Linked DNA regions of Homo sapiens: region 1 is linked to region 2. A link is a loop called in an ENCODE intact Hi-C map of the cell type or tissue named here. Cell type or tissue: ascending aorta. All regions are shown on one strand. Each heading gives the region's core, and the rest is flanking DNA. Links, peaks and the distances in the headings are about the cores only. Region 1 has its middle 500 kb from the start of LINC01923. Region 2 overlaps SATB2 (SATB homeobox 2).

Evidence for each region. A loop is a pair of places that touch in the nucleus more often than their neighbours do. Peaks named below come from ENCODE experiments on the same cell type or tissue, not always from the same donor. Only the 100,000 strongest peaks of a DNase experiment are listed, where the experiment ranks them.
Region 1: it touches region 2 in a loop (2.4-fold over the local background); 1 of 110 quality-filtered maps calls a loop at or near these places.

The regions. Positions count from the first base shown.
Region 1 is chr2:198,870,636-198,880,956 of GRCh38, reverse strand. No RefSeq gene overlaps it. Among named protein-coding and RNA genes, the nearest start is that of LINC01923, 500 kb to the right of the region's middle. In ascending aorta, for the core only: no CTCF peak of the experiment used is centred there; no DNase peak of the experiment used is centred there; H3K27ac peaks cover 2,500 bases.
Region 2 is chr2:199,296,602-199,306,922 of GRCh38, reverse strand. The region is part of intron 10 of SATB2 (SATB homeobox 2); the gene reads left to right. Among named protein-coding and RNA genes, the nearest start is that of SATB2, 160 kb to the left of the region's middle. In ascending aorta, for the core only: no CTCF peak of the experiment used is centred there; a DNase peak (open chromatin) is centred at 2,842; H3K4me3 peaks cover 540 bases; H3K27ac peaks cover 2,500 bases.

The sequences.
Region 1 (10,321 bases), core at 4,824-7,323, 430 kb after region 2:
GTAGTTTTTGGTTGGTTGGTTGTTTTATAGCACTTGGAAGAATTTATTATTTCCTTTCTTTAAAATATTAAACTTTTTTTCGAAGTGGCTTTTGCCTTTATTAGGGTTTTATGCATTTTACTGAGGGTTGTGTTTTCTTTTTAAAATTAATTCACTATTATTTTCCCCTTCCTGCTCCAGTTAACTGAGTCATTTGTAATTTTGTCAGATTTATTTATCTATCCAAGGCACCAAATTTATCCTTAAGTCATTCCTTTAAACAGCAAAAGAGACCAAAAAAGAAAACATTAAAGGACTCAAGTGCTCTTACAAAGAAACTGCCAGTTTGGTCAACAAAATTTAAACTTCCAGTAAAAACAAAAAACTCTCTGAGGTGTAGACCCCAATGGCTAAGAAAAACCACAAGTTCAACTTGACCTCACCAAAAGCATTTATACTTTTAGCCAAACTTATTAAAAACAAAATTCATTTGAAAGGGAGAAAAACATGCTACTGGGTTTCATAACATCAAGATGACAGGCTACCAAGGGATTTTATTTTTAATACTATTGCCTACTAAACACTTCTCAAAATCTGTTTTTCTTTCAAGTTCTTTTGTTTCCCACTTTTCAGCTACTCCTAGAATAGGCTGTCTACCCTTGTGACTAGAAAACAAAACATCAGTTCTGATAACATTCCATTTTCAGGAAGTATTTCTTTTTTTATTCATATTAGAAAGTAAAGATTTTCCCATCTAGTCCTAGGATGGCTGATAAACCAACATTAGAGCGAATGCTTTGAAAAGACAATAGCTGACCAATGCTCTCACCTTAGGAAAGTCTAAAATGGTTCAAAGGCAGAGTCTAAACTTAAGATGGTATGCTTCTTTCTGAAACCTGGCTTTTCTTTTGTGTTATGTGGGGAGAAATGTTATTTTAAAGTTGTTTGCATTTAATAGGCTATGGCTGGCAGCTGGAGGAAGCAAAGTCACTCATGGCCAAAAGGAAAAGGATTTGGCAGGACTTGTGAAGTTCACAGTCAGTACTGAGGGTCCTGAAATAGAATTTTCTACAAGAAAAGCTGTGACCATCACCACTCCAGTGGCACTGCAAATTAGGTGGAGATGTACCCAATTCTAACATTCTCTTTTCTGACCTACACTTTCTAATCAGTAGCCAGTATTGAGATGACACTCTCAAATGAAGGGAAATGGGTGAAGGCTGGGCATTGGTGGCTTTTGGTGGCCATTCAGGAGATATCTGAGATGTTGAGATGTAATCTGAACAGTAAGTTTGAGGTGGGTTATGAAGAGCCTTTATTTATAGACTAAGATTTCACCTAATCACATAGAAGATTGGAAGACATGTTCATTTGTATGGCTCAGAATGAAAAGCCCTCTTCCACCTTCTTGGGAAACACAGCTAGAGAATGGTATATAAGATACTGGATGGCCTTCTCCTTATCTCTTACCATAGGATAACATTTCAGATCTTCTGTCTTAGCAACACAAGAACAACAGGAAGAATTAAGAAAACAATTCTGACCTATGTGCAGGGAGACCTAGAAAGGTGAGATGTTAACTTTTGGGAATAGCAAAGATGTCTTGAGCAGGAGGGCAGTTAAATGAAGAAATTACATAGGGATACAGAAGAACTTATTTACTTGTTGATTATTAAAAATAAATAAAATAATGTGATCTGCAAACCTTAATGGAGCAGCTACTATGTAAAGCTCTGAGGTATTTGCTGTTAAAGGTTTATGTTTAAATATTGCTGATGACAGTGAACCTACCATTTCTAAGACCTTGAAGATTATATTTCTTCTTAAAATGTCAAAAATATAATGTAATATCTGTACCTTAGGTTCTTCTATGATCAATGAGAAAGGAATTTTGTATTTTTATGAGGGGATATCACAGCTCAAGTCTTCTCTATTGAGATTTCTCTGAATATCTTAAAGAATAAATGTGGTGGATAATTTTAATGTGACCATGGTGGTTCTGAGAAACACTACATGATCTATGTATAAATCAGAACAATTCTTTTAATTGGCACAAAGTTTCACAGATAATTTTTATATGGTGCAGAAACCAAATTTGAGCTTGTAAACTATTACTATGTGCTAGAAAGATATATATATATATATATATATATATTTACATTTATTTGAAGGAAGCATATTAGTTAAACATTATTCAAAAATCCTCCCTGTATTTCCCTTCTCTTACTCACACTAAATTATCCTTACGTCTTATGGGGTAGTAGATGCTAAAAGAGGAAACTTCTATGGGTTTTATGGTGTAGCTCTCAGGTGTAAGTTATTTAAAAGGCAGTCTTGGTATAATCTTATATCATATTAATACCTGTTTAATTCTCTTCAGAGATGCAAAAATAAGTTGGGGGAAATCCATCTGAGAGTGAGCAGGAAAAATGGATATACTTGAATAAGGTTCCAGAATTTCAGCATACCTCTAAATGTGTCTATTGCCATAATTGTCAATACAAGTAATCTTTGATTGTACACCAGATCTATTTTTCATAAAATATTTGCAATTGATTATTTCTGAATGTTGAAAGATATAAATCTTCTGTAAAAATCAAGTTCTATGAATGCAAAGATATTTTCTCTTTTATTCTCTGATGTACTTCAAGTACCTAGAATAGTTTCTGACACGTATTAGATATTCAATAAATATTTGCAGAAGAACAGTATAAATAAACAAAAGGGCCGGGCGCGGTGGCTCACGCCTGTAATCCCAGCACTTTGGGAGGCCGAGGCGGGAGGATCACCAGGTCAGGATATCGAGACCATCCTGGCTAACATGGTGAAACACCGTCTCTACTAAAAATACAAAAAATTAGCCAGGCGTGGTGGCGGGCGCCTGTGGTCCCAGCTGCTCCCGGCATGAACCCGGGAGGCGGAGCTTGCAGTGAGCCGAGATGGCGCCACCGCACTCCAGCCTGGGCAACAGAGTGAGACTCTGTCTCAAAAATAAATAAATAAATAAATACAAAAATAAAAAATAAATAAATACATAAAATAAAGAAAAGGAGATTTAACTGGAGCAGAATCCCATAATAATTTTCTACAAATGAAATAATAATTTTTACTTTAAAAAACAAATCTAGATTTTCAGTAATCTGGTTTATTTAAAAGAAGTTACAACTGTAGTAAAGGATATTTGGTGTTTTGTCTCTGTTATTTTCTGATTTTGATAAAAATCTCCTCAAAATTAAGGAATAAAAGACAATTGGAAAAATAATGCTTTGTAAAGGTTGCATGCCAGTTCTTAAGCTCTTATCTCTTATCACCAATGCCCCACTTCTATACTCTGTTTTATGACTCTGGGGCTGGGACTCTGCCAACCACATTTCTGCCTGGGCAGCTGGTTCTCTGTTAGGCTCAGCCAATAGGGGATGCTAGAGGGAGGATGGGAGGCAATTACTTCCTGTTTATATTCCCATTCCTGTTAGTGCACATCACCGTCTTAGGAACTTCCTGTCTGTTCCCTGTTCTTGTGAGCATCTTCCTAGTAACACTTCTTCACCTTGACAGTGCCTTTCCATAGCAGCACATGAACGCAGTCTGCAGATTATCTAACACTAATAGAACCAGCCTTATCGGACACTCAGAGACACCAACACCAGCCAAGCGTTCCTGCTCAGAAGTTTGAATTTCATCTCCACAGGGCCACTACTCCAATCTAATACGTTTAACACAGCAGTTCTCCCTTATCCATGGTTTCACTTTCTAAACCTTCAGTTACCTCTGGTCAACAGCAGTATGAAAATATTAAATGGAAAATTTCAGAAATAAACAATTTGGAAGTTTTAAATTGCACACCACTCTGAGTAGTGTTTAGAAATTTAACAGGTGAATCAGCTCTTTGTCCAGCACATGCATGCTCTCTATACTCGCCGCTCATCAGTCACTTAGGAGCCTTCTCCGTCATCAGATGGACTGTGGTGGTATCATAGTATTGTGTTCAAGTGACCCTTATTTTAGTTAATAATGGCTTCAAAGTGCAAGAGGAGTGATGCTGACAATTCATATATGCCAAAGGGAAGCCGTAGAGTACTTTCTTTAAAGAAAAAAGTGAAATTTCTAGACTTAATAAAAAAAAGTTATATACTGAGGTTGCTAAGATCTATAGTGGAGTTAATCTTCTATCCATAAAATTGTGAAGAAGGAAAAAGAAATTTGTGCTAGTTTTTCTGTCACACCTCAGACTGCAAAAGTGATGGCCACAGTGTGTGATAAATGCTTAGTTAAGATGGGAAAGGTATTGCATTTTTGGGTGGAAGACATAACAGAAATGTGTTCCAGTTGATGGCAATAGGATTTGATATTATCCATGGTTTCAGGCATTCACTGGTGGTCTTGGAACTGATCCTTTGAGAATAAAGAGGTGAATACTGTTAATTCCAGCCTCTTGCCTTTATTACCTCACCGCGAGGTATGATAGCTTCTTTCTACAGTTGTTTCTACTATAACTTACTGTTCCCTTGTTACTCTTTCATTTATTTAGTGAACAACTTTATAACCAGTTAATAATTCTTTATATAAAATTCTGTCCAAATAACTAGTGTGATTTATGTCTCCTAATGAGGCCCTGACTTGCACAAATTGGTTTTTCTAAGTCTCTTTGATTTCTTTAGTTTGTACATGCTACTTGATTAAACGCCAACAAAAAGCCAATTTTTAAAACATCATAAGATTTGATGTCAGCAAAATTCAAAATAAATGGAATGTCCTGAATGCTTCTACCATCTTCCCTGGCTCTTTTTTTTTTTCTTGCCTCATCCTATCTCTTTCTTTCTTCCTCCTCCTTTTACGTTCTTCCCTCTGGGTGTTGTTTCCCTCAATCCTTCCTCTACTCACTTTGCAAATTTTATCTTACCCTATTGTCACCGACCCAGTACATTCCTCATCTTCTCTTCTATTCAAGATACCTTGAGCTCAGTTCTTTCACTCTAATTCATCAAACACAAGTTAGGTCCTTTATCCCACGGAGGACAGAGAGAAGCTGAAGTTCCTACACATTAGAACAAGAGTAATGGGAAATTAAATGTCTATCCGCAACAGTGGAGAGGCTTTAATTTTGTCAGGGTCCTTTGAGATATCTTTCAATGAAACCTTATCAGTGGCCATCTGGTTAGCTTACAACTAAGACCTAACCCCAGCTTATACCTAAGGAACTAATCTCTTCCTATTTTCCCTTACCTTTGGTGGCAGATAACAGAAGAAAGCAACATTCTATCCTGTCAGACAGCAGGAAGAAACTGTGGCTGGATGAGCCCCTAGCTAAGAAATACAAACTCATCCAGCTATTTCCTCAGCAAAACTGCCAGAATCATACTCTCATCTTAGTTTCTTGGTTCCCATCGAGCCTTCCTTATTGCTCCATGAGTGCCGGGGTTTCTATTCCTCACCAACACCCGCAAATGAGAATTTTCTTTCAGATCCCAACTCTTAAGGGTATTACTCTCAGCTAGCTTTCACATAAGAATAATTTGCTTTCCTAATCTGTTCTAAGGTGTTATCAGTTTTATATGTTAACTCTTCCAAGAATATTTGTATTTTAACAGAGTATGCCCAGAAACCTGCTGTCTTAACGCAAATCGTAAGAAATTGTAAGAGGTGAATTTTGGCCATGAAACAGGAGCTGATTTGGGATACTCTTTACAGAAGATATTTCTTCATTCTCAAATCAATCAACCTAAGAGGGAGGCCAGTCTAAACTGGACTTCTACTCCTGGAATGCAGCTTTATGGATTGGAAAGTTTAAACATCCTATAAATATATAAATAAAGACAAAATAATGTGCTTTTACATCTTACTAGAGATACATTTTAAAAGACAATAACAATATAAGAAAAATAGTCTGTAGCTTATTATGGTGGAGTGTAAATCAATGTAAGGTGAATTTATTTTTATTATGCTAATTGCCTAGAATTCATGGTCTCAGCCAAGAAACAGTCTGTTTTTCATTTGCTCACTGACACAATTTGACAAATAAAAGTTTGGTTGTGGATCAGAATGGAGCTAGAAATAAAACAGCAATGGCTATTATAAGATACTTTTGGGGGGATGTTTGCAATGACTATTACTTAATAGCATGTGCTATTTTTTAATTTTTAAGAAAAGCCTATTTCTGAACCAAAAAAATGGTTGTAAGCTTATTATTAAAATTGTCCTTACATACATTTCCTAATATAGTCATGCAGACTCATAAGTGTCTCACAGTTGTGTTTCACCACCAAGTATCAGAACTTTTTAAACTGCACTGTGGCTTCATTTCTGAGAAATGTTCTCTTTTTCTTGACGTTTATGGTATCAGGTAGACTAAAGTAGTTTTAGAGGACTGACACCTGAAGGTCATGAAAGGCAAAGACAAGAACTGACCTACTTAAAGCGGAGTTTTTACCACCAATTTCTCACTTTCATCTACTTGGCAGAATCCTTTGACTTCTAGAGTACAAATGTGGGAAAATTATCTATCTTAAAACTTCTTTGAGGTTTCATGGATGGTTTCGCCAAAATTTTACTTAGCATTCTAGGCACTCATTCTAAGATCTAGTGGGAGAAAAACAGTTCTCTCTCTTTCAGAATGTCTCCTGAAATCTGTGTAGCCTGTATAAAAGAAGACATAAAATGCAAGGTGTTGAAATGTAAGCACTATGGATAATAAATGAGGGCCGATGACAGCATAAGAAGACACACATTTTATGATGAGAAATCTCTGCTCTTCAGAGGAATGGTTTCTGTGTATGCATGCACATACACATACATTTGAAATTCCAGAAAGGAAGCCGAACATCTGGTCACTTCATTCTAGTATTTCTTAATTTATAAGGATATGAAAATTTGAACATCCCATATCAGAAAGTCGTCAATCTGTGATAAGTTTCTCATTCTCTTTGACTGAACAGTTTTCTTGTGAATATGACTTGGAACTATTATTATGGAAGTTTCATTTGTGACTCACTAGAAAAACATAGCTCTGAAGTGAATATGTAGTCCATTTATGACATTAAGCCTAGCATCCGGCTCACAAAATCTATTGCTGTCGTTGCCGCTTAATTCAAGATTCTGTGAACTATGTATGTTTCACATGGCCTACAAAGAAACTTCTCTGAAAGTAACAAATATAAAGTTTGAAGAGTTTTCAGGATCTTTGCTAACCTTTGTGGTTTCAATATGCCAACATATCTTCCTTAACTGTGGCCCACTCATTCTTTTTTGAATAGAGAGAAGTTAATATGCTAAACTGTGTGAGAAGTATGACATAAATGAAGACTCTCCCCTGTCATTGTACAAATATCTTAATTAGTTACTTGGCTGTGCATATTTTACTCATGTTCAGGCACTATATAGTGAGAAAAAAGTGTACTGAGAGTAAGGAAACTAATTCATAGATATTAACGAATACATTTCATATCCAAAATCTGTTTAATCAGCCACAATTGAAAATGATGGAACTGCTGACAAATCCATTCCCTTGCAGTTCTAAATATTAAAATCCGAAGCATTTAATTAAAGATAATAAATACGGAAAAAAATAGACAATATGGAAAGCATGTAGAAGCTATTGAAGGAAACACTTTAAATTCTACCATATATAAGAAAGCACAGTCAATATTTTATAAATGTTTTTCTACACTTCTCTTTATGATTGAACACCTAACTCTATATACATAGAGTACACTATCTGTATTAGTCCTTTCTCCCATTGCTAGAATGAAATACCTGAGACTAGGTGATTTATAAAGAAAAGAGATTTAATTGGCTAATTGTTCTTCATGTTGTAGAGGAGGCACAGTGGCTTGTGCTTCTGGGGAGGCCTCAGTGAGCTTCCAAGCATGGCAGAAGGTAAAGTGGTAGCAGGTGTCTTAGAAGGTAGGAGCAAGACTGAGAGAGAAAGGGGAATGTTCCACACACTTTTAAAGAACCAGATTTCATGAGAGCTCACTCACTATACAGTACCAAGTGAGGGCTGGTGCTAAACCATTCAAAAGAACTCCACCCCCATGATGCAGTCACCTCCCACCAGGCCCCACCTCCAACACTAGGGATTACAACTGAACATAAGATTTGACTGGGGACACAGATCCAAACCACATCACCATGTAATATATGTTGCTCTCAAATCTTCTTTTTTTATTGTATGTATTTAAGGTGTACAGCATGATATTTTGATATACATACAATGAAATTTCTCAAGCTTTCTTTTTCTATTTAAAATAAGTCAAAAAAGAACTTTCCATATTAGTGAATCTACATGTACAACATCTTTTTAAAAAAGATACAGATAATTCTAGTGTATGGATGTACAACAATTATTTAACATTTCCTCTTGTTAGATAATTAGATTCTTCTCAGTTTTCCTTCTCATAAACCCCATTGTGATGAATTTTTTTGTGCTCCTGCTTTTATACATATGTGCATGATTTATTGTTCCCTTGGAGTAAATAATCAAAAGAGAGATCACTGGGCCAAAGGATATGTATATTTCTAATATATATTGCCAAATTGCTCACCACAAGGTTTAGTAAATTCACTTTCCCACCAGCAAGGTAGGAGAGTGTGATTTTTTTTTTCAGCCTTACCAACAATCGGTATTTTACTGAGAATTGAGAACCTGCCATTTAAAAGGTGTTAATTCATTGTTTTTTACTTGCAGTTTCCCTATTATTAGTGAAGATGAACATCTTCTCATATGTTTTGATCTATCATTTTCCTCACTTCTTAATTGCCTGCTTATATGCTTAGCCCACGTTTTTTTTTTTTCTATTAGGATTTTGGTATTTATTCACACTGATTTACAAATCAGATATTAGTTTTTGGTAAATCTATTACAAATGTCTTCCCCAAGACTTTTATTTGTCTTTCAACATTGTTTATAGCGCGTTTGATGATAATGGAGTGATTTTCTTGAAGCACCTTCCTTGTGATCTATACTCCTTGGCAATACGGTGATGATACGTTGAACATCAAGGATTTAAGAATTTGGGAATTGAATTGAGTTCCTAGCCATCTGAGATGCACAAAGTCAGGAGAAAAAATTCTCCAGAAATAGGCATGGCTCACTTCCCATATTTGCCTAAAAAGTGTTCGCTGCTTGGTTTTTATCATCTATGATTTAGTTCTTATCCAAAAAGTTCAGATTGGATAGCATCCAATGCTTTAAAAAAATGGACACACATCCGAAGGGATAAGAGGTTAGTATATTTTTATTATTTATATTTGCAAGTAACTATCTGGTAAAAATTTTGGTCCATAGAAACAAATTATTTACTCCCTTAAACAATATAAAAAAGCTAGTCAAGCTTCTGTAAACGAGGTGTTAGAGATGCTTGTCACATTTTAAAATAATATAGTTTTTCAAAAGTTATTTCATTTAACATATACTTAAATACCTATGCTATAGGAGAGCAGCACAGTGTAGCAGAAATAGAATTGAACTGAGATCTTCCTCATCCTTCCAATTTTTTCCAATGACATGCTGTAATTTTGGAAAAGGGCCAGAATTTCTGTATTGGTCAATCTGTTTACTTTTAAAAATAATTCTTCTTTTTTTTTTTTTTTTTTTTTTTTACATTGAAGACCTTGCCATTTCATGCCATGCAGATTATTCTAAAGTCCTTTGGGGATTTCTAAGAGCCAAATAATCATAATAATATTTGATCAGGAAGGAAGATACCTTGTAAGCAGTTAGGTTTATGTAGATGGTTTTGTGGAAAGAGTATTTTCATCGTTCTCAATTCAGCTGCAACAGACTTAGGTTATTTCCCAGCCTTAAATACTTTCCTGCCTTCTCCTTTTTTTCAGCTGGTGAGCTCACCTTGTTCTTAAAATAAAAAGATCAAGGCTATCCCTCATTGTTTCTTATCTTCATCTCACCCTATTTTCTTCCACTTCTACAGACATCTCTCCAAATTTCCATCTCAGCAGACTCTCAGAAGTGCTAGCTTCACCCCGATCATTTGATTGATCATTTTGCTCCTTACTTGTTCCTTTCTTCTCCATTCCATTTCTTTCTCCTTTAGTTTTAATAATGTGCATCTCCTACTTTGACAAAGAGCTTTACTTGACCTTAGTACCACTCTGGCTTCCAGTCAATTTCTATCCACTTTATTTTTGTGACAGACCTCTATCTATGTTGCTTCCCCATCATCACTCCTGTCCTTACCTCTGCAGCATGGTTTTCATCCTACTCACTTATCTTTTTTAAAAAATCACCATCTTTGTTGTCAGCTATAATGACAAATGCAGTCTCCTTGAACACTGGCCATTTTTCAGGGTTTGTTTTTGTTTTTGTTTTTGTTTGAGATGAAGCCTC
Region 2 (10,321 bases), core at 1,739-4,238:
GCTTATTTTAATCATAAGATGGTGATAAAGTTGGAAACTTAGAGAAATTTGAGATAAATGTAATAAAATGCATTGTTTGTTATAATTGAGGGCCTCCCTTCATCTGGATGGCAGCTCTTATACCATGCCTGTCTGTTTTTTGTCCATTAATTATCATCTCGTTGGGCCCTGTATTTAGGTAGCTAAAAATATATTCAACATAATATTTTGTCTTATAGTTGGCCAGTTTGAGTACAGTAAATCTTAGAAGCAGACAGCCAATTGATTTATGAGTTTTATTATCTTTTCTATTAGTATGTCAGAACTAGAGTATGCTGACAATATTTAATGGCTAAGCATGAATCTGTAATTTTTCTTTTCAGTTTTAAGCATCTTGTGGCTATCAACATTAACTTCTGATATCACTAAGAGAAATGCACTTATTTTATAAAAGTTTATTTCCATCACTCAGACCTTAGCTAAAGAGTTTACAAATTAGGTAATTTTCTCTAAAGTGAATTTGCCTCAGCTGTTGACCTTGAGCCCATAACTACTGTGAAACTCATCAGCACGTCACATTTCTTTAACGTTATGCCTATATCTGAGTGACACTGCTTTGCAACGTTGAATTTATGTCTGTCAGCAAAATACAAAGCTGTGGATTGTTTATTACAGTCATAATATGAAAAGTGAAGAAAAATAACTGACACTAGACAGCAGAACTCCTGAGACTAAATTTGGCACAGCCTCTGTGACTTGGGGAGGGCTGTATTTAAAAACATACCAAGCTACTATAAAAAGGTCTGTAATTGTCCAAAAGCCAAGGACTCGGGGTTGGAATTCACTTGGGCCTTTCATATCAACTAAATTTTTAGCAAGATACAGTTAATTACCTGTTTTAGAAATCTTAAAAATTCATATGTAGGGTAATATTAGTTTGGTGATGTTACATTTTTGTCTAATTAGATAGGAAATGTGCCATTATTAAATTGTTAACTATGGGTAAAATCAGTGATTATTAAGAGCTTATATATGCAGCATATTAAAAAACACGTAAGTCCTCTTCACTTGTGGTCATGGAAGCATGCCATTTAAATTTCTTTAGGTAATTAGGGTACACTATTTCCAAATTTTTCATATATGGTAAAGATATGAGGCAGTGATTTCTGTGCATAATTACCCACCAGATTAATCTGTTGTATTAGGGTACATAGATGTACTGGAATAAAAAGAGGGAGCTTTGCATCACTCCTTCTCCATTTGGTGCTTTCTGTGATATTGAGAAGTCCCTTGGAGTCACAGCCTCTCTTCTTAAGAAGAGAGGAACTTTTTCTTGCTGTTTGTGTGCAAATGGAGTTGACAAATGGATAGTTTTTTATTGTCTGCAGATGTGTTTCTGTTAAGCCCACAAAAGGTTTAGACATTTTAAGCCCTTGTTTTTTAACTTTTAAGTTCAGGGGTACATGTACAGGTTCATTACATAGGTAAACTTGTATCATGGGGGCCTGTTGTACAGATATTTCATCACCCAGGCATTAAGCCTAGTACCCATTAGTTATTTTTTCGGACCCTCCCCCTCCTCCCACCTTTTACCCCCCTATCGGCCCCTCAAGTCCACATTTAAAAATTAGAAGATATCACATAAAATCTAGAAAGTCAGAAGATGTGATCCAAGCTCAGAGTTTTATGTGGCTGGAGCCAATGTCCTTTCTGCAGGGCACACACTTACTGTCCTGCTGCCCTGGTCCCTGTCTCCCCTCCTCTGAGTGTACATGCATATATAGCTGTCATGTGATTTCTTGAGGCATCTCTCCTGTCAGGTCACCTGACCACCTCATCAAAGCCACAAGTGCCTTTGCCCCATGGCTCCAATTTCTTTGATGGTAGCTATTACATGCCATTTATTTTTATATTAATTTATTATAATTTTATAATCCCAACAAAATTTTTTGCATGCTTAAGTGCATGTTTGATGGCATTTCTCTTCAGAGATGAAGCAAGATTATAGCTGAGACCACGCTGGGCCTGAACCATTGAGGGACATTGTCAGCCCCAGAGACTCACCAGCCCTGGGAGAATGAGACGGTTCTTCCTTGGGAATTTGGATTTCTCCAGGTGTTGTGTAGCTTTGATGTCATATTGAATTATCTGGTTTATCCAGGTTTCTCTTTAGTATTCTCAGTCTCTTCAGAAACCCCGATTTAAGCTCCTGCTTTTGGAAGCTAGTTCTTCAGGATCTGAACACACTTCGTAAGCTAGATCCTGTCACATCATGAATCCACAGTTGGACCAGCATTGCCCCAGGGTGGTGAGAATTGGTTCCTGGGGAGCATAAATATCTTAGATTCACAGTGGTTTGTGGCCCTCCAAGGGAACTTGGTACATAAAGAGATAATATCTCTCTGGTATTAAAATTTCATAAAGAGGGGCCATGATTAGACAAAAATGCCCCAAAAACCTTCTGAGGGGATCAGTAGTGAAACACAAGTTGAGAAATACTAATCTACATAATGTTTCTAGTCTGTGTGTAGATAGCACAGAGGAGAGACCTTGTAAGGCAAACCAAACCAAAGCATTTCATGAAAAAGAGGAAATAAATTCCATTTTTCACCCCGAAAGGTTGGAAACAAAAGTATTTCCTGTGGTTGTAGTGATTTTTCTCCCAATAGTTATTATAACCCAAGGCCCTGTGCTGAATAGATATTCTCAGCTTAGAATAAAACACTGGTTAGGTTAGGTTCATTACTACCAACTCCGTTTTACAATTGGAAAAACTGGAAGAGAGACGTCAAGCCTTGCCTGAAGCCAGGGTTGCCAGCGGAATGAAAACACAGGCGATTTTGGCATCCAGTCTTTCCTCTGACCACACTTCCCTCATGCAGGAGAGAAGAAAGGACATTGCTCATGCTATGACTAGGTCATTGAGTGAGGGTGATTAGGGAGCACTTGCCAAATTGTTCCTCTCTGTGTCATTTGTGCTTTATTGTATTTCCACCACACTGTTTCCATGGGTTATTTTGTAAGTTCAGGAATTCTGAGCTTGCTGCTGTGTGGTTTCCTGACAAGTACTTGTTTTAAAATTCCATGCCGTACATTGAATAAGAATGTGAGACTCGGTTAGTGACAGTCAGACACCAGCATTGTCCCTTGACTTGTCTGGGTTGCTTCTCAGGCGATTTTCAACATTTTCTAAGCCACAGACTCCCTGTCATTGGTAGCAACCAATGATTCTCAACCAGGGGAGATTTTGCTTCCATGGGATATTTTGGCAATATCTGGAGTCATTTTTGGTTATTATAATTTGGGGGTGCTACTGGCATCTAGTGGATAGAGGTCAGAGATGCTGCCAAATATCCCACCATGCACAGGGCAACCCCCCAAAACAAAGACTTATGTGATCTACAATGCCAAGAATGAAAGCTTGTGCCAGTAATTGCCTAACAGTGAAAGATAAAAAATCATTAGTATCTCTGAGACTGATTCTGAGTTTTGTCTGTTAAAAAACCCAGTAATAATAATGGTGACACTGCTGCTGCTTCTCCTTCATCTTCCTTCTTCCTCCGCCCCTGCCTCCTCCTTTTCCTTCTTCTCTGGCAGTAAGTAGCCTTTTTGAGAGCCAGGCTTTCAAAATGTGAGATTTTCACATGTCTTATCTTCTTCAGTTATTGTGAACAACCAAAGGGGTGGTTGGTTTTTATCTATTAATACTTTCACAGATGAGAAATTGAAGCTTAAAGAAGTTAAAGTAACTCGCTCAAAGTGAGAACTTAAATTCACATCTGTCTACCTTCAGAGTCTGACTTTTATCATGTGCTGGAAAGCACTGCTAACGTGCGACAGCCAGCATTCCCTGAATACTTACTATTAGCTGTCTGCTGTGATGCAGAGCTGTTTATGAGATCTTCATTTTTAACCATTCACTGAGCAGATCTAGTTCTGGGAGTTTTCTTATTTACAGAACACCTAATGCACTGAAACCCACAAATCATTGGTGTGATGTCAAAGAACTGATGTGACTGAAATTTTTACTTTTCATAGCTGCTTTGGCATTTTTGAGGTGGCTTCAGAATGTGCCTCTTATCGCTAATGTTCAAGTGCACTTCAGATTTACCTCTCAGCCCTGGGAATCTGACCCTGATTTTCTACTCCAGCTGCACAGACTGTATCTTGATTTGTGAACTTGCTTCCTGAAGGACATCTTCCAGGGAAACAAATAAACTAATTAATCCATTAAGAATGTTTACAAATTCTCTTACCGGGTTACTAGAATTTTTCTTTCACCTTGGATTCATTCCAAGCTCCTATTCAAAGCCTACTGTGTGAATGTGGCTCCAGAGTTTTGAATCCCCACTCTAGTCCTGAGGAGAGATGCAAATGAACACTTGCATTTGTAATAAAATATTGTAGCAGTTGGGTAGAAGTAGGTCCTCACTTGGGAAGATGTTGGGAGTTCCTGACTGTCAGTGAGGCTGCACTAGCATTTTTCATGTTGATATTATGTTGTTCTGTATGTATTTATTCAACTTGAAGAGCATCCTTGGTTTATTATATTACTAGGTTTTCAACATGTCAAAAATTTTAAATTTGTCATTCAGGAATATAAAGAGATTTGAAAGTCATTTGTTATCAATTCTTTTTACTCTAAGAGACAGTTATTTTCATCTTGGGTTTATCTTCCAAAGTGTACTGAACAGGTTTCCTTTAGTGATAATCACAAAGCTGAAGAAGTTCATTACAGTCAGTAGATTAGACATTAGCTATGGCTTTGTTTTACCTAGAGATTTTTAAAAACTCTAAGACACTGTACAATTTAAAAAGTAGGCAGGCAAAGTAGGCCAAAGAAATGTGCAGTTTCTTAAAGTTGTTAAATTATTTTCTTTTACAAGACAAATTCCAGCTTAATAATTGGAGATGTATTAAAAGAAATTGAGGATGCTAGAACTTCATGAAAATCCAGGTGTAGGACTCTTGAGTATGGTTAGGTTTCTCTGAATCTGGAACTGGGAATTCAGCAGCTGCCATTTATGGATTCACCTTCTCCTTTGCCATCCTGAACATAGTATTACCTCTTTCTCATGTCAACTTCTTTCCACTACAAGCTTTACTTCCAAGCATCATCTGATTTACCATCTTCTGTGTATCTCTGTCTACCTTGTAACTTCTGCATACTACTCATAGTGTCTCTGCATTATAATTCTGCCTCCTCCACACCTTGGCCTGCCCACGGTTCGTGCTCTACCTCATGACTTTTTACCATGCCTTTGTCAAACTCACTTTCTCTTGCATACTCCATATTTACTACTTTAAGTTCATCTAAGAGGGAAATTGACTGGTTAACCTTATCCTCCTGAAGGCTGACTTTCTTGGCATTCAATTTCCAATCAGTCATCTGAATGCCTAATTTGGAAGGCATTGCATTTTGAAGAAAGAGCTTTGTTGGGCAAAATATTAGAATAACCTCAAGAAGATTGGGAAATAGAAAGCCACCTGGCCATAGATCACTTGTAGGTAACCTGTGAATGAGCTGTCTTTGGGCTGGAAAGTTAGGGCCTTTTAGTGGAACATGGCTTCTAGTACCCTGCAGTTACCAGGGTAGAAGAATACAGGTATGATTAACAAGTCTAGAACAAACCTTTCATTATCAAGAGAGATTCATATGACTTCTTTTTTAATGTAAAGTGCTGTGGGCATGCAAGTAGTAGGAAACCAATGCCTAAGGGAGATTTTCAGTTCCATGTGTGTCCAGAGTATTCTACCTTTTTATTCTATTGCAGCTTTTCTAACATTTATCATGTAGTCACATATGTTTAGTGACTTTCCTGTAGAAGCTGATAAATATTAAACATAAATTTTTATAGTATTCTCTTCTGGTTCTGCTAATGTATTTTTTTAAAGTCAGTTCAACATTTTACTAGGCTTATCATTTTAATTACTGAAGTTAGCTTTTCATTCATCATGGGGTGGTTCTAATATTTTTGCCAAGCAGAACTCCTCCTATGAGTGACTGGACCTCCATAACACACCGCCTTCCAAATTCAACATTCAGGGTTAGTTGCTGGTTGGAAGTGAAATGTCAAACAGCTGGGTTCCACTTCGCTCAGTCTTTTCCTGCCTTCTGGGAACATAGAGAACCCTGGTTTCTTGAGTAGCTTGTTCTTCCATTATTGCTATGTTTCTTTAAATAATAGTCTAATTTTTATATTCTGCATTTTTGAAGGGCAATGAAATTCCTGCACCTTACTCTCTTGGTTTTTAGATCCTAAAATTGAGTAGAAGGCACTTTGTCCAATGCTCCCTATAGGTAAATGGAATCACAGTCAGTTGTGTCATTTATATCGGTACAAAAAGTCTTCATGGATACAAGCCCGGTGCTCAGAAACCACTAAAATTGCTAATATATATTGTCTTTCTATTTTAATAGAATATTGAGATTTTTAAAGTTTTTTAAAAGTTTTGGGATAGCAAAGTACTCCTTAGACATGTTTTCATAGTTTTTTCCTTCTGGTGAGAGTAAATGAAGCCAGGTATAATATTAAACCTTTAGTGCCTTGACTTTTTTTTTTTTTTTGACATTTTGGTAGGAAAATAAAACTAAACAGAATGCTTTTGAACATAAAGCTTCATTGGCTTTCTTTTTTAATATTGCTTTGGAATTTGTTAGGTGCTGGTTTTGCTGTTGTCCTATTGGTCAACTCAATGTTGCTATTTATCCCCTTCTCCTTCCCCTTCCGCTTCCTTCCTTCTCCCTCCCTCCCTGCCTCCCTCCCTCCTTCCCTCTCTCCTTTTACTTACTTAAAAATAAAATATGAAACACTCTTTACACCTAAAAGAAGGCAGTGACTAGTACATTTTGTGAAAGGGCAAACTGATTAAATTGAGCAGCATAGAGCAATGAGAAAGACAGAGGCAAAATAAATAGAGACTACGGTAGAAAGTGCATTAAAATGCATCCTTCTTTCCCTTCCCACCCACAAAAAACAACAACAATAAATCTAAACTAAAATTGAGGTACTTGTAGATATTGATGTGTCATTGTTCTAGTCAAGTGCCTTGTCACATTTCATCTGTGAGAGGGCAAACCACATTCCTTTATACTTGTATAGATAGCTAGCAAAGTCTGGCTTTTGGAAAAAAATGATTAAATTTCATCGATAAGCCTGCTGTTAGGCTTCAAGTTATAGACCTGATTGAGAAGATGGGCCATTTTTATTCTCGCGTTTTTACTTATTCATTCAACAAATATTTGTGGAGTTTCTTGAATATGCCAAGTGTTATTCCAGGCACCACATATATAACAGTGAAAAAAAACAAAATTTCACATGTACATTGAGCAGTTTTCTCCTTTATTCAGAATGTATTTTTAAATAGACCTCCATTTTCCCTCTGGCTACCTTGCATTATTCTAAAATTCAGACTGTAAATTAGTGGAATCCATAGGTTCTATTTCTTCCTCTGTTCCTGACCCTGGGTGACATCTTTCTGCTTCTGTTTTTCTAGCTGTTTCTAGAATGGACAGGTAATATCTCTGAAACACGTTAAGCCTCTCAGTGATGAGATTACCTTAAAAGAACAAAGTGTGGCTATTTGAAGGTATCAAACCAAACAGACCTTCTGAATCTATTCTATAGAGTCTAAAGTGATTTACATAGCTCTACAAAGAATGGCATCTGTTGATTAATGATCAAGTGGCATTTTAAAAAATAGTTTTGATGGAAAACAGATAGATAATAAGTGTGTCCACTCCAACCCTAATTTCTCCCTGACCACACAGATAAACACTTCTCTTTTTATGTCCTGCTCATATTTATTCTCTCCAGCCAGAATGACTTCTCCAAGTTAGCAACCTTATTTACTTGGTACTGAGGTATGGGCTAATTCATCGTTAGTACATGAACCAAACCACCTGGCTCATTTGGTGTGCCTTTAATAAAGCTGTGGTCCTTGGAAGGTTAGGTGTGTGAACTAGTCCCTCTTAATAATGAGCTCTTATGGCAGAAAGTCACATGCTGTTCTAGGAAGATGGGAGCCTTCTTCACATTTTCTGTTTCAATTTTCTACCAGAGTGCTTCTCATTGATAATTGTTGATTTCAAAGATAGTCATCGTCATTGCAGAAGAAACAGAAAAGAACATCTGCAGAAAAGGGCTTCCCCACCTGGGTAGATGAAATTCTCATTATTTCACTCTGTTTGGTCAGTGCACTTGTTTCACATACTTTGATTTGGGCCCAATCACTCACACAAGGTCATAAATCTAGGAGGTAATTAACAGTTGAAATAGGGGATGAAGGTAGCTTAAGAAGCTCAATCCCAGTTGCGTTTCTGAGAATACAAGCCTACCTGCTGGGGATCTGGACTTAACAAACTCGATCTACAAATACATACTAATACAGTCATTGTTAAAGCATTTTGGACTGTCTTACTTAAAAAATATTTCAGTACAATGTAAAACGTCCAAATGGAAATATAATTTATTTTAACCTCCATTTCTTCTTTTTTAAAAAATACTTAAGTAGTATAAGTTGTCAAAGAGCTTATACAAGTAGACTGAAACATTATCTCTGCTGGAAGCATGGCGAGGTGTTTGGATAGAGAGGAAAGGCCACTGGACCTTCAGAAGATCTGGGTTTGAATTCTAGGACCATCACTGGAATTGGAGCTCTGACGTTGTAGAGGCTGCTTAAAATTTCTGAAACTAGTTTGCGAGAATAATCCCAAATTGATGGGGTTATTTGAAGTTTATATGAGATGGTGATTGCATAGAAGGCACCTGAGAAATGTTAGTAGCTTCTGAGCGTTATTAGTATTAATCTTAAGGATAAAGGGGATAATTCTTACTGAAAAGAGCACAGAATTGAATCAAGGATGGTGTCAGCATAGAATTTTATATTCAGCAAGATAACGGGAGCATGCCTGGCCTCTATTGTTTGCATGTAGTACAGTTGTTTTAAGACAGATTTAGAGACTCAGCTGTCTGGTTTCATATGGCCTTCCTACATTTTAAGCTTTTTTTAAAAGTTATTATAACTTATTTAAAAGATAAGTGAGAACTTTTCTTCTCAGCTGTGAATGAAATCCTTCTGTAGAGCATAATAAAATGCCATTGGGTATGACAAAAGTTGGTTAGTGCTTTGTTTTTTTTTTTTTAAGCTTAAAAAGCAAAAAGGCTACTTCAGCCTCTGTATCATCTCTGAGACTTCTGCTGTCCTTGCTACCCATTAGCATCCACAAAGTTGTGAAAGAACCATGTAGTGATGATGCTTGAGACTCTTTGGTGCAGTATTAAATAGGCATCTCCCCCATTAGCAGATCTGTGCTGGCCTTGGTGGACTCAAACAAGGGAAAATAAATATTCTCTGGTGTTGAGTTCCTCAGAGACTACCAGGAAGATGAATTCAGGCTACCAGAAGATGAATTAGGATATGAAGTGACAAGTAGAGTGAAGATGCAGAACTTGCTGTGATCCCAGGACTCCCTTCAGTGGAACCTCTGTGCTGAGAATACTAATGGCCTATTTTCACATGTATGACTCTTCCGGGAATGACCACCTGGAATTCTACCTCTTTCCCTCCCATGTATGCAGGTAAACAGGAGTGGACTTACATACACTAGTGTCATTGTAGAAGGAATATAGGATGAGCTCTAATTTACTCAAACCAAACAAAAACAAAAAAGTAAAACATTTGCAAATTTTACTATTTTAACTATTGATGGCAACAAATTATTTGAAGTGTAGTTCACAACAAATACGTAACAAGTCATGGCTTTATAAATGAAAGCCACAGGGCAATGTATATAACCATTTAATTTTAATTTTAAAAAATCGTATCTTTCTTATATAATAGAAACAAACACAAATGCTTCCTTTGAAATTAGAGTTTTCTGATTATAAACTTTGAAGTGCATTTAAAATAGATGACTGGGATTTAAGTCTAAGTGTAGTATGGCTTTAAGGTTAAAAAGTTTCCAAATATTTAAAATTTTTCTATATGATTATTGCCCCCACACTGAGGATTTCTGGGTGTTGTTTCAGAGGCCAGAGCATCTTATAAAGAATAAATATTACTCTCTATTTCTAGTTTCAATGAACCTTTGACCCAATAAGAGAAAAGATGACATGGTAAAGAAAAGGGCACTGTAAGTGACATAGAGTCTAGTCCTAGGGCTGAGTGTGTGACCTTGGATGAGGCATTTCACTCTGAATTTCCATCTACTGTTTTGTTTTCTTTTGTTTGTTAGTTTGTTTGAGACAGGGTCTTACTCTGGTTGCTCAGGCTGGAGTGAAGTGGCACAATCATGGCTCATAGCAGCCTTTACCTCCTGGGCTCAGGGGATTCTCTCTTC